Regions from separate parts of the Homo sapiens genome. Here region 2 is linked to region 1. A link is an interaction called in ENCODE POLR2A ChIA-PET data of the cell type or tissue named here. Cell type or tissue: PC-9. All regions are shown on one strand. Each heading gives the region's core, and the rest is flanking DNA. Links, peaks and the distances in the headings are about the cores only.

Evidence for each region. ChIA-PET counts read pairs that join two places held together with the same protein. Peaks named below come from ENCODE experiments on the same cell type or tissue, not always from the same donor. Only the 100,000 strongest peaks of a DNase experiment are listed, where the experiment ranks them.
Region 2: POLR2A ChIA-PET joins it to region 1 with 25 read pairs; 5 of 35 experiments call an interaction of 5 or more read pairs at or near these places.

Annotation. Positions count from the first base shown.
Region 1 is chr1:44,725,532-44,728,336 of GRCh38, reverse strand. It overlaps ARMH1 (armadillo like helical domain containing 1), which reads right to left. Exons shown (of 12, transcript NM_001145636.2): 12 at 2,746-2,805. Among named protein-coding and RNA genes, the nearest start is that of RNU5D-1, 4.2 kb to the left of the region's middle. In PC-9, for the core only: no CTCF peak of the experiment used is centred there; a DNase peak (open chromatin) is centred at 1,266; H3K27ac peaks cover 715 bases.
Region 2 is chr1:45,679,740-45,682,544 of GRCh38, reverse strand. The region is part of intron 2 of GPBP1L1 (GC-rich promoter binding protein 1 like 1); the gene reads left to right. Among named protein-coding and RNA genes, the nearest start is that of GPBP1L1, 5.4 kb to the left of the region's middle. RefSeq lists a silencer at 2,374-2,668. In PC-9, for the core only: no CTCF peak of the experiment used is centred there; no DNase peak of the experiment used is centred there.

The sequences.
Region 1 (2,805 bases), core at 12-2,511:
AGGCTGAGGCAGGAGAATTGCTTGAGCCCAGGAGGTGGTGGGTGCCAGTGAGCCTAGATCACACCACTGCACTCCAGCCTGGGTGACAGAGTGACATTTCATCTCAAAAAAAAAGAAACTAAAAGAAAAGAGAACAGGAAGAGGGAGAAAAGCAGAATAACGTTGAAGAGAGATGATAGTGGCTCAGCCCAGAGTATTAACAATAGAGGTAGTGAGATATGGTTGGATTCTGGATGTATTTGGAAGATAGAGCCAACAGACATAATAGATATGGGTGCTAAAGACGGACATTAAAAAGCACTCCACTATTTTGTTTTGTTTTATAGGAAGGATGAGTTGCCATGAGTTGAATTGGGGAAAGTGGCACGGGATTAGGAGTTCAGTTTTAGACACGATGAGGTGGAAATGTTTAGCTGGAAATAGAAATGTAGGAGTCATTGGCCTATAATGATATTTAAAGTTCTGAGACAGGATGAAATCAGCAGGGTGTAAAAGCAGATAGAAGAGAGACTCCAGACCAGGAGCCCTGCCTCACTCCAACTTGAATGAGACTGGATTGAAGAGGAGAAATCTTCAAAAGAAAAAACAACACCATGCACACTCAGGCCAGGCACAGTGGCTCATGCCTACAATCCCAGCACTTTGGGAGGCCAAGGCAGGAGGATCACTTGAGCCCAGGAGTTGGAGACCAGCCTGGACAACATAGTGAGACCTCATCTCTACAAAAAAAGAAAAAAATATTAGCTGAATGTGGTCGTGGTGCACATCTGTAGTCCCAGCTACTCCGGAGGCTGAGGCATGAGAATTGCTTGAGCCTGGGAAGCAGAGGTTGCAGTGAGTCGAGATTGCACCCCTGCACTCCAGCCTGAGCAACAGAGACCCTGTCTAAAAAAAAAAAAAAAAAAAAAAGCTGGGTGTGGTGGCTCACGCCTGTAATCCCAGCACTTTGGGAGGCTGAGGCGGGCAGATCATGAGGTCAGGAGTTCGAGACCAGCCTGGCTAAGATGGTGAAACCCCATCTCTACTAAAAATACAAAAGTTAGCTGGGTTTGGTAGTGCATGCCTGTAGCCCCAGCTACTCAGGAGGCTGAGGTTGCAGTGAGCCGAGATTGTGCCACTGCATTCCAGCCTGGTGACACAGCGAGACTCCGTCTCAAAAAAAAAAAAAAAAAAAAAAAAAGACTATGCACACTCCAGCCCCTCCTGGAAGAACCTACCTTTTTCCAGAAATCCTCAACCCAGTCTCCACCTACCTGCCCTAAGTTCCCTTGAGACTCCCTTTTTACCAGGCCCCTCCCCCTGGGAGAAGGTGCTTTGAGCATGAGCTCCCCTTCCTCCATTCCTATGATGTAAGGTTTTCTTCTTGGTCACTTTGCAAGCTGGGGACCTCTGGCCAGCAATGCCCTGCCAGGTCTCACTCGCCAGGCTACCTGCTGCAGGAGATGGCCTTTACTTGCTGCAGGAGACGACCCACCCGCTCAGTCCAGTTGGCGGAGTCTAGCTTATGCACTGGTTCCCGAGTTCTCGTCCCACGAGCCCAAGAAGAATGAGGATGCACTGGCAATTGAAGAGTGAGCAAGGTGGGGTTTTACTGAGTGATAAAACAGCTTTCGGTGGCTGTGGGGGGTGGTCCCCCTACCTGAAAGTGGGAAAGTCCCCCTAATATGGCTGAGTCCAGGGCTTCTATGGGCTCAGAATGGGGGAAGGGCAGGCCATAGGTAGTATTGGAAAAGGCAACATTCAATTGGTTAAAAGGCATTATTCAGAAAGAATCAATCAGGAAAGGGCAGGCAAACAGAAACAGAAGTTCTCACTCTGGGTTGTGGGTTTCATCCAGGACCAGCAGTCGGTCTTTCAGCCTTCAGGCTGTTTTTGGTTTGAAGGTGGGGTTCACTGGGGACCCACCCCTATCTGCCTAGGCATTTGGCTGCCTCCTGTTGCTATCTCCTAGATCAATGAATAAAGCTTCTGCTCTGCTTTATGGAACCTGGCCTTGTTCTATTGGTGCAAATGGTTCCAGGCAAGGAAAGGACCCATTAGGATCAAACGACCCCCTTTAATGTCTGTAACAACCGGAGAAAAACCAGGTAGGTAGGGTGTTCTGGAGGAAAGGGTGCATAGGCCATCAGGGAGTGGAGGTGAGGCCCTCTATTCAGGCTATGCCCTTGAACCTTCTAGGGTGTTGGTGGCCCTTCCCTCTGGATCTGCTTTTTTTTTTTTTTTTTTTTTTTGAGAATGAGTCTCACTCTGTCGCCCAGGAGGCTGGAGTGCAGTAGTGTGATCTTGGCTCACTGCAGCCTCTACCTCCCGGGTTGAAGTGATTCTCCTGCCTCAGCCTCCCAAGTAGCTGGGATTACAAGTGTGTGCCACCACACCCGGCTAATTTTTTATTTTTTATTTATTTTTTAGTAGAGACGGAGTTTGACCCTGTTGGCCAGGCTGGTCTCGAACTCCTGACCTCAGGCGATCCGCCCACCTCAGCCTCCCAAACTGCCAGGATTACAGGCGTGAGCCACCGTGCCCGGCCTGTTTTTGTGATGGGGTCTTGCTTTGTTGTCCATGATGGCTTCCAACTCTTGGGCTCAAGAGATCTTCTTCCTTCAGCCTGCAGAGTAGCTAGGATTACAGGTGCAAGCCACCGTCCTAAACTTGGACCTGCTTTTTAACTTGAGGAGCACAGGCACCACAATCTAGCATCATAGCTCTCACTTGACCTCCCTTCCCCCTCCACACACACAAAGAACAGACAGGTATCAAGGCTGTTTATTGACTCTTCGCAGCCAGCGGCTCTTCCTCTGCCCCTCT
Region 2 (2,805 bases), core at 169-2,668, 950 kb before region 1:
GAGGATAACATAAAAAGCAATTACTCTTAAAGGAGTTGATTTTAACAAAGTCATTAAGTTCACCTTCCTTTTCTAAGATAAAAACCACTTTGCCTTTTGTTAACCAGAGGTCAGCCTAGAGAATCACCAGAATGAACAAAGTTTTAGTACCCTTTTCTGAGCAGTAGGTCTATTTGTGTGGAGTAAGTTTTTTCCCCCAGAAAAATCTCATTTGGTTAAGTTTAGCTATACTTTAAATTGAGCTTGCAAACTCTGTTTCTGCTTAAGTTTAAAAGTTTGGTATATAAAAAAGTTATTGTCTGAATTATTGCTATCTTTAAAGTTTATAAGTATATAGAAAAGTTGGTTTTGGGGCTGTTTAGTTAATTTGAAAGTAGAGCTTTTCCAGTTTTTGTGCTGTTAGTAAATTTTTCTACTTTTTAATTCGTCTTACCATGTATGGCAGGAAGGGCAATAGGAACCATTTATTGTGGGCTTCATAAACTCAGATGCTGTAATAGAGTCAATTATGTAATCTTATTATTCCTTACTATTTAAAGAAGTAGATATTAACCCTTCTACAAGAGATATACAGAGGTTCCAAGAAGTTAAGTAATTTCGGTAACATAGAGATGGAGATTTGGGCCGCTTTCTGTGATTCCAAAGCATAGTTTCCACCATAGCACACAGAGAAATGGCATAGTATGGTAATCAGTGGTTGGCTTTGTAGCCAGACCATTTGGGTTCGAATCTCAGCTTTGCTGCTTACAGCTTTGTGACTTTGAGTGAATTATTTAAATGAGACTGTTTGCCTGTTTCTTCATCTGTTAAATAGGAACAATAATAGTACCTTCTCCTAGGGTTGTTGTAATAAATAATATTTGTATAATTCTTAAAATAATGTCTGACGGTAAGAACTTCATGATTATTAGAGAAGTTGTCTTTAATGAACATCCTTTAACACACCAATCCAGTGAAATTCAGTGAAATCTGCACAGATGAGTTGCACACGGAGGGGTGTTTTTCTTTCTTAGGTACTACTTTTCTGTTGACCTTTGTAATTTATTTGAATCAGGATCTAGGTCCCACAAACTGCAATTGGCTGCCATTTTAAATGCCTTAATTTGCATATTTCTCCTCAGTTTTTTTCCTTGTACTTTGTTGAAGAAACCAGGTCATTTGTCCTGCAGTTTCCCACATTCTAGATTTTCTTGATTCCTTGTAAATTGGTAGTTGGATATAGAGGCTTAGATTGAGATTTGATTTGGAGATAGAGAAGACTGAGAAGACTAAATTTGTTAGGTGATTCTGTGTATTTGGGGATTTTTATTTTCTGGTTTGTTCAGTGGTTCTCATCTGTATCATTTTCTTGCAATTTCTCTGTTGGGCAACATAGAATAACTTTATGGTTTATTTACTCTCGTTTGAGATGCTAAGTAAAGTGGAGTGTTTGGTTTGCTTTGGTGCCCAATTCAGTATTAACTGTTCCAGGTAGTTTCTTTCCTGCCTTTTTTTTTTCCTACTTGTATATTTATTCTGTTATAAAATTGAGCCAAGTATCATGGGTTTTCAGTGTTCTTGTTTCCTGGTTTTGGTTACTAATGAATAGTTGTCTCAGCATATTCAATCTGAAAATTTCTCAAAACTGAATTTTTTTCCCTATTTTCTACCCTCCAACTATTAGGCATTTTATTATTTGCACTTATGGTATACTCACTGTAGGCTAGGCACTATTCTTTTTTCTTTTTGCAGGGAACAACATCCAGGCATTACTCTTAACACTTTATATACATTCACTCATTTAATCAACAATTCAAGAGTCTCCAAATTAGGTAGGTATTTGGGACAAAAAGGGGTGAAATAACTTATTCAAAGTCACACAGCTAGTGTGTGACAGAGCCATCTAGGTCCAGAATTTGCTATTCTAACTTAAAAATTAATATTTGCATTGGAAGTGAAGCTCATCTAAGAAGAGATTTTTAGAGATGCTTTTAAATGATTCTTTTTAAAAAAAAAAAGTATGTCTCAGCTGGTCATGGTGGCTCACAACTGTAATGCCAGCACTTTGGGAGGCTGAGGCAGGCGGATCACATGAGGCCAGGAGTTTAAGACCAGGCTGGTCAACATGGTGAAACCCTGTCTCTACTAAAAATACAAAAATTAGCCGGGCATGGTGGTGAATGTCTGTAATCCCAGCTGCTCTGGAGGCTGAGGCACTAGAATCACTGGAACCTGGGAGGTGGTGGTTGCAGTGAGCCAAGACTGTGCCATTGAACTCCAGCCTAGGTGACACAGCGAGACTCTGTCTCAAGAAAAAAAAAAAAAAAAAAGCGTGTCTCAATCTGTTAGTCACTACTATTAAATCACTCATTTGTTTAAAAAAACTATAGTTTTGAAAATGTTACAAATAGCCTGTTTACTTGTAATCATAGGGAAATAGAGCCTTTTGGTGCTGCTGAAACTGATAAAAGTTTATTTATTTTGTAGAGACAGGGTCTTGCTCTGTTGCTCAGATTGGAGTGCAGTGGCATGTTCATAGCTCACTGCAGCTTTGACCTCCTAGGCTCAAGTGATCCTCCCACCTCAGCTTCATCCTGGGCCCCCACCCCCCGCCCTGCTGGGAATACAAGTGTGTGCCAGCATGCCTGGCTAATTTTTTTTTTTTTTTTTTTTTGTATAGATAAGAGTCTCTCACTGTTGTCCAGGCTGCTCTTGAACTTCTGGACTCAAGCAATTCCTCCCATCTTTACCTCCCCACATGATGGGATTACAGGCATGAGCCACTGTGCCTTGCCTAAAATTACTTTTTAGGAAATTTTTTTGGAA